Linked DNA regions of Mus musculus: all the other regions are linked to region 1. The links are chromatin loops, found by intact Hi-C in ENCODE. Cell type or tissue: left cerebral cortex. All regions are shown on one strand.

Region 1 (2,500 bases):
GAAAACATGAACATGTTATCTATGCCCTGGATACAAGCCTGTGTGTGCGTATGAACATGTGTGCTGGAGTGTGTGCTTGTGTGTGTGTGTGTAGAGGACAACTTGTAGGAGTTGTGATGGAGCAGCCTGACTCCACCTTAAGTTCTGAAGCCATCTTATCATACTACCAAAATAAGTCCATTCCTCTTTTCTATAAAACTTAATTTGACCAGGTCTTGACCAACTTTCTGAATTTCGACAGGTTCCACACCCTATACCCTGATTTCAGTCTGATAGACGTTCTGCCAAATAATGCTGAAATGTTCGACCAAGTGCCTACATAACCCTTGAAAATGTCCATATTCTTGCAGTTTTGGGGGTTATATAAACCTCACCTCTTGTGTTCGATGCTGTTTTCTCATTTTGTATTTGTTTTGTTTTTTCGAGACAGGGTTTCTCTGTGTAGCCTTGGCTGTCCTGGAACTCACTCTGTAGACCAGGCTGGCCTCGAACTCAGAAATCCTCCTGCCTCTGCCTCCTAAATGCTGGGATTAAAGGTCTGTGCCACCACTGCCCGGCGATGCTGTTTTCTCAAAACCCCAGTTTAGCGAGATAGCCATCTCTGACAAAATTAAGCTTGCTTAATTTGACCAAAAATTGTTTAATCATTTCTACTCATCTTCAGTGGGATTAACAGTTGAGCCTCTCCTTCCACCATCACGCAGGTATTTATTTATGAATACAATATCACTATCTTCAGACACACCAGAAGAGGACAGCAGATCCCATTATAGATGGTTGTGATCCACCATGTGGTTGCTGGGAATTGAACTCGGGAGTTCTGGAAGAGCAGAAAACTAGCAGTTTGGCGGGAAAAGGGGGCTAGCGAGCGGCGGAAGTGATGTAGGGTTGCATGCGACGGAGATGGGGTGTGTGTGAAGAATGCTTGAGGATGGCCCCGGAAGTATCGTTTTGATTGGTTGTTTTCTTGAATACTGTCCTATCGGAAATTTGCCCTCAGTAAAGATGGCCGCGCATGCTTCCATTCCTTCTTGGGGCCGGGTGTTTTTCCTAAGCTTGGCCTTGATACCGAAAAAAAAAGGAGGGGACTCATGAGTTCTGATTGGCTGAAGGTAAATGTGTCCAGGGCGCTGATTGGCTGTCCCTTCGCGGGAAGGAGTTTGTGGCGCCAGTGCAAAGTAGCCAGAAGGCTGCCACGCCAGAGCGGCACAGAGTTCCCAAGTGTTCTTAGTTTTCGTGTCCGAGCGTCTTGGGCCGCTCTCTCCGGAGAACTGCGACCAGGATGTGGAATAGTAATGGCGGGCGTGGGGAGAGTCACGCGAGGGTGTTGGGAGTGGGCGAGTCTGGCGCAGGAAGGCCGGGACGGAGCGAGAGGCCCGAGGCGGGCTCGGCGGCGTTCGCGGGGTGGCAGGGGGATTGTCGCGGCTGGGGCGGTGGGGACAGCGGTCGCCAGGTATAGAGATGGGGAGCGCAGCGCAGACTCTGACGACGGTCGTTCCCCGCAGGCGGATTCGAAAGCTTCAGCAGCTCCACCTATGGCGGAGCAGGCGGCTACACGCAGTCCCCCGGTGGCTTCGGGTCGCCCACACCGTCGCAGGCGGAGAAGAAATCGGTACGTAGACTGACGGCTCCGTTCTCATTTGTGTCCTGGCCAGGAGGGAACGTGTTTTCGTGCGGGAGGGTGGCACACCCCAAGGTGTCAGAAGCTGTCCGTTACCTACCTTGTCTTTTGTATGGTCAAGTGGGGAACAGGGTTTTTATTATTTTATTGTTTGGCAAGCCTGCAGTGGTTCGCCCGGCCTCCATTTTCCTGGCCCTACCACTCGAAAGTATGCTTTAGTAGAGTTTAATATCGCTGTCCCCAGGGCACAAAAATCCCTGAAGAACAAGAGTCCACTGTGTTCAGAACAGGTTTGGGGTTGTTTCCTGTTGGTAACTGACAGGAAGGACACGCTAAGCCTTAATCTGCTGGGCTTTTTCTGCCTCGTACATATTCATTGTATGACCAAGTGTTTTGGAGGTGTTTGTAGCTCTGGCTGGCCTGGAACTCAGAGATCCACCTGCCTGTACACTGTAGTTGTCTTCAGACACACCAGAAGAGGGCATCAGATACCACTACAGATGGTTGTGAGCCACCGTATGGTTGCTGGGAATTGAACTCAGGACCTCTGGAAGAGCAGTCAGTGCTCTTAACCGCTGAGCCATCTCTCCAGCCCAAAAAGATCCTTTCTTAAAAAACAAACAAACTACATTGCTCGTAGGTGGCTTGAGAGGCAAGTGTCTTTGCTAGATGCTCCTCTGCCCACTCCATCTGACTCTCCTGTTAAGATGCCCAAAGATGAGCAGCTTGACGAAACTCACCAGGTTTTCTGCAGAGACTGCCATCTGGTTGCCAGAATATCTCCTAAAAGAAGCTATACTTCTAACTTCTTCCATTTTATCAAGAAACCTAGAGCATCTTCGTAGTCCTTTTTCTGCTTGTCATTTCTCAAGCCTTTTC
Region 2 (2,500 bases), 150 kb after region 1:
CACTTCCCTGCTGTTGATGTGGGAGTAGGAATCTGTATGAACTACTCATAGATTTTAAAACAAATATATCATGAATAAGCTCTAGATTGGTCGTTAGCTCTCTAGGTAAGAGTCCAGCTGGTCCGTCTGCTGTTGTGGGATAATGAGAAGGATCACTTGTGATACGAAGGCAAAAGATTAAAGCTGTCTTGTTTATTGAACTTCCTTTAAAAAAAAAAAAAAAAAAAAAAAAGAGCCGGGAGGTGGTGGCACATGCCTTTAATCCCAGCACTCAGGAGGCCGAGTTCAGGATTTTCTGAGTTCGAGGCCTGCCTGGTCTACAAAGTGAGTTTCAGGACAGCCAGGGCTATACAGAGAAACCCTGTCTTGGAAAAACAAAAAACAAAAATAACAACAAAGAATCATACAGCCTTAGACTGAGCAACAGTACACGACTTTAATCCCAGCGTTTGGAAGACAGAGGCAGTCAGATAGATCTCTGAGAGTTCAAAGACAGCCAGAGCTACAAGTTATATGACCCTGCCTCGGAAACAAACAAGAAAAATGTTTAGATCAAAGTTTTTATGTCCAAGGGGGCCTTCAAACACTATCTTTCGGACTCAGTAAACCCAAGTGGCTTAAGGAAAGTATGTGGGCATCTTTTTGGGGGGACGCGGGGAGGTGAACTACACACAGCGGACGGACACAGACACACATTCTGTATCTGAAATATCTGAGGATCTGTCAACGGCAACTCTGCACGAGCTTGCCGACTTAACTGTTGCTCTCTTGAACCGACGAGGTGGGAGGAAGTTATATATAAAAACGCTGGCATTTCAGGGGTTAAAAAATGCTTAGGATGAGGAGGAAGGCTACCAATTAGATGCTAAAAAGTCACCCTGTTCGTGTGTGTTCCAAGACACTGTTGGGGTACTTTTTTCATTTTCCCTAATAAAGCCTTGCCACCTCTAACTTTGAGATCGGCTGTAAAGTGCCCACGAAGTGTCCAGAGTTCAAAACACTCCTCACAAGCAGCACCTGATTCCGGGGTTCAATCTCATCCAGGACAAGGGAAATCTCTGGACCGTCATTCTACACTCAAGACGACCACATCAGAAGAGAAGGCGGTCCAAGGAAATCTTCCCGGGGGGCCAGTCGGGGACAAACAGGGGAGCTGTCCCCTCCCGCGACCTCACCAGGTCGGAGAAGAAACCCCAGCCGTTGCTAAGCACCAGGACACGCCGGCTGCCAGGGCCTGGACTCCGCCCGGGGCTCCCACAAGTACCCTGCAGTCCTCTGCGGGCCCGGCTCAGCTCGTCCGCAAAACGGGCCGGCCACACCCTGCCCGAGGGGACCCCGGCAGCCGTCCTCGCTGGACCGAGAGTTCCGAACCGCGCCTGGAGCGTCCCCAGCTCCCGGCCGCCGCCCCAGCCCGCGCACCTTGCACAGCTGCTGCCCCTGAGACAGCGCCTCGAAGGGGAAGCGCTGGTGGCACTTGGTGCAGGCGTACAGCGCCGCCATGTCCGGCCCGGGCCGTGATCGCCGCCGCCCCTCCCGCCGGCCCGCCGCTTTATCTGACAGTCTCAGGCACAACCTGGCGGCGGCGGCCGGGCCGCGGGCTGCGGAGGGCGGGCGGGCGAGGGCGGGCCGCGGGCGCAGGGGCGGGCTCTCCGGTGCTCAGAGGCCGTTCGCTGGCTCGCGTGGACGTCGATCACGCGGGAGGGGGCGGAACGTGGAGTTCCCGACGGCTCTGATTCGGTCCGGGTTGGACTACGCCACTGTGACGCTCGGGGCCGCGATTATGTAAAGCGCAGTCACGCGGGGGCGCCGCCTGAAAAGAGCGTCTTCCGAGTAGGATAGCGGAAGCCCTCGGGCTCCGCCCACCTGCCCGCTGAGGCTCCGCCCTCGCTCCGCCTCTCCGGGGGCTGCGGGAGCATTGGAGCTTCTCGCGATACTCGATGAAGTTGTGATGTTTTGGGTTGCCGTGGAGCTTCCCGCTAGCCGAAGGAGTGTGGGATTGGGGTGACAGTCGGGCAACGTCGGATTCGAACTACGAGACCATCCGGAGTTTAAACCCACTGGCAACCAAGGAGGAAAGTCTATCTTTGGAGCAGGCGGAGGGGAAAAGCAGGATATTAAATGAGTGTCCTCTATGGGCTGGAGAGAAGGCTCCGAATGCTGCTTTTGCAAAGTTTGGTTCCCAGCACCCACATCTGGAGGCTCAGATCGCCTGTAACTCCAGCTGCAGGGCTATCCCTGATGCCTCTTAACTCAGCAGGCACCTGCACTCACGTGCACTTACAAAAGATGGGCAGTTGTAAAATGGTAAAACAGTAGAGACCTGAAGCTAGAATTAAAGGCAATAGGAACACGGTGGCCATGATACTCTTGAGATCGGTTGGCTGTGTGTGTATGGAGGCCATCTGTACATGACCCAAAACCTTTAATACATTTTAGTTTGTGTGTGTGTCTCTGTGTCCCCCTCACTTAATATGGAGCTAATTGATCTGTCCGTTCTAGT
Region 3 (2,500 bases), 75 kb after region 1:
CAACACAGACATCTCACAGCTCCGCTCCAATCTCTCATGGCAGTGGCTAAAAGGACAGTGCATCGAACAAAAGCCCATTTGCTTCGAGATACAGATTAAAATGAACATTAAAGCCAAAATATTTTGTCTGAATATCCTACCATGTGATTGACTCAGGCCTAGGAGCTGAGCATGATGCAAGGGTTTTTGCCCTTGAAGATCTCAATGTAACAGAAGCCCGAGAGGTAACACGTTAATAACCAGGAAGAGCCGCAACAGCAGAAAGGGCTCTAACCCCGATGCATCCTCGTGCAAAGCAGTTCCTATTCATTCATCTTGCACCCCACTCAACGCGGAAACCATCCTACTACTTCTCTGAACTTCCCAGGGGATGAAAATGCTGTATGCTAACAACTTCTGCTGTCTTTTGTACCGGGTTTCGTGCTGGTCTGGTCAGAGAACAAGGGGGAACAGTCCCGCGCCATCCCTGCCCGCAAGGAGCACCTAGTCCGCTTGGAGGGTGCAGCAGCCACGGAGGGATGCAGCATCAGGTTGGACTGAGGTAGGGAAGCCAGCTCGTGCGCGCTCCAGACCTTCAGCACCCGGGGAAGGTTTGATGCTCCCCGAGAGCATCGGGCACTCAGTGATGAGTTAGGGCAAGTTAGGGGCCAAGGCCTGAAGCACCCCGGTGAGCGGCTGACCTCCCAAGCGCTGTATAAACTGAATACCTTCGAGCCCCCAAAACTCGGGTTTCCGCAGAGCCTGGGCCCCAGCTCCAGGATCCTCCACACGTCGCCCGGCCCCTCACAGCGGACAGTTTTCCCTCAATCATTCCAGGATCTTTCTGAGACGTTCGTTTCATCGCAAAAAAAAAAAAAAAAAAAAAAAGGAAGAGGAAAAAAAAATACAACCTTCTCCTTTCTGTCCGGGTTAACTCACGCCAAGCCGCTCCAGTCCCAGAAACCTCATTACTCACCAAGTCGGGCAGTCGAACAGCGGGAGGCTGGAGCCGGAGTTCACGGCTGCCGCCATCTTGCGTCTCCCCCTCCCATTTGGCGGGTCTGAAGCACGCCGGGAAACTAAGAGCTCGGGAGGGAAGAGGCGGCATCCCAGCAGCCTGTGCGCAGCGCGTGCGTGCGCACGCGCAACGCAAGGACGCTCTCCTGGGAGCGCCTCTGGCGGAGGGCATCAGGGGCTGGGTTTGAAGTCTGCAGTGTTTGCTGGAGAGGCTGGGGGCGGGTGTCTCCTTGGTCACGGGGTCAGGAGTGGTTTGTACCTTGATGCGGCTTTCGCGCTGCGTTTTCCGCCAGAAACCCTAGAGCTCTGCAATCTGCATTAACTCCCAGCTACCCACCCCCTCGGGCTTCATCTAGCGATAAGCAGGTGATGGCTAGAGATAAGAAGTGATGGCTTTTTTTTTCCCCCTTTTTCCAGCCTTCCTTCGAAACACTGCATCTGAAAACAGAATCCTTACTCATTTGTCCTTTCTGATCCCAAGTCTGATGTGTACGGCTCAGTGGTAGTGTGTTCAGCAGGCGCGAATGAGGCCACTGATTCAATTCCCCAAAACCAGTAATTTTCTTAGATCTGGGAGAATCTATAGATTAGGCGACTGTGTCAGAAATCATGTAGTCTGTTTTTGAAAACTTTGGACAAACTGCTGCAAGGCACAGACTCAAAAGGAAAAAAAGCCTCCAATTTTTAGTAACTTAACCAATTCTCAAAAATGTTTAATTCATGGCCCCTTAGGATTTTTCTCTGTGGGTCATAGTGACATAGGAAGCATTAGGGTTACCATCTTCCTCTAAGCCATTAGCTTGCTGGTTGTAATGGTTTTGTCTATTGAGTGCTTATGGGGAAGTATGTATTTCATATGGATCAGTTCACTTGGTATTCCCAAAACTCAAGACAGATTGATTCCAGAAGAGAGGCTCTAGCCTCACCTTACAAGGAGTGGTATTCGAACCTGAGTCTATGTAAAGCCAAAAGCCAGGCTCTACTAGTCCCATATGTTTCTGACAACATACCATTCCTTCGTATGCAGTGGATGGTCCTTTTTTCACTTTTGCAGAAAGATGGGATGATGACTTCACAGTTTTTAAAAGAAACAAATGGTTGGAGGGTGTGGCAGCACATATCTGAAATTCCATCTGCCTTTGCTTCCTGAGATACAGGGTTAAAGGTAGTCAACACTATGCCCTGCTAGACAGTAAAATTAATAATAATAATAATAATAAATTCTCCAGGTTTCAGTAAGCAACAGCAATAGAACATGTCATGGTTTGAATATGCTTGGTCCAGGGAGTGGCACTATTTGGAGGTTTGGACTTGTTGAAATAAGTGTATCATTGTAGGCTTGGGCTTTAAGTCCTGTATCCTGGCTACCTGGAAGTCAGTCTTCCACTAACAGCCTTCAGGTGAAAATGTAGAACTCTCAGCTCCTCCTGCACGATGCCTGCCTGGATGCTGCCATGCTCCAGCCTTGATGATAATGGACTGAACCTATGAACCTATAAACCAG

What was found. Peaks named below come from ENCODE experiments on the same cell type or tissue, not always from the same donor. Only the 100,000 strongest peaks of a DNase experiment are listed, where the experiment ranks them.
Region 2: it touches region 1 in a loop (2.7-fold over the local background); 18 of 42 quality-filtered maps call a loop at or near these places.
Region 3: it touches region 1 in a loop (2.2-fold over the local background); 5 of 42 quality-filtered maps call a loop at or near these places.

Annotation. Positions count from the first base shown.
Region 1 is chr4:132,767,175-132,769,674 of GRCm38, forward strand. It overlaps Rpa2 (replication protein A2), which reads left to right and starts at 1,186. Exons shown (of 9, transcript NM_011284.3): 1 at 1,186-1,292; 2 at 1,506-1,612. The coding sequence starts at 1,283. In left cerebral cortex, CTCF peaks have their summits at 1,203 and 1,468; DNase peaks (open chromatin) are centred at 1,012, 1,523 and 2,349; H3K4me3 peaks cover 1,452 bases; H3K27ac peaks cover 508 bases.
Region 2 is chr4:132,920,939-132,923,438 of GRCm38, forward strand. Fam76a (family with sequence similarity 76, member A) reads right to left here and starts at 1,613. Exons shown (of 9, transcript NM_145553.2): 1 at 1,420-1,613. The coding sequence starts at 1,500. In left cerebral cortex, a CTCF peak has its summit at 1,487; DNase peaks (open chromatin) are centred at 1,271 and 1,788; H3K4me3 peaks cover 1,778 bases; H3K27ac peaks cover 1,284 bases.
Region 3 is chr4:132,842,102-132,844,601 of GRCm38, forward strand. It overlaps Ppp1r8 (protein phosphatase 1, regulatory subunit 8), which reads right to left and starts at 1,068. Exons shown (of 7, transcript NM_146154.3): 1 at 956-1,068. The coding sequence starts at 1,011. In left cerebral cortex, a CTCF peak has its summit at 1,152; DNase peaks (open chromatin) are centred at 72, 511 and 1,122; H3K4me3 peaks cover 1,784 bases; H3K27ac peaks cover 1,859 bases.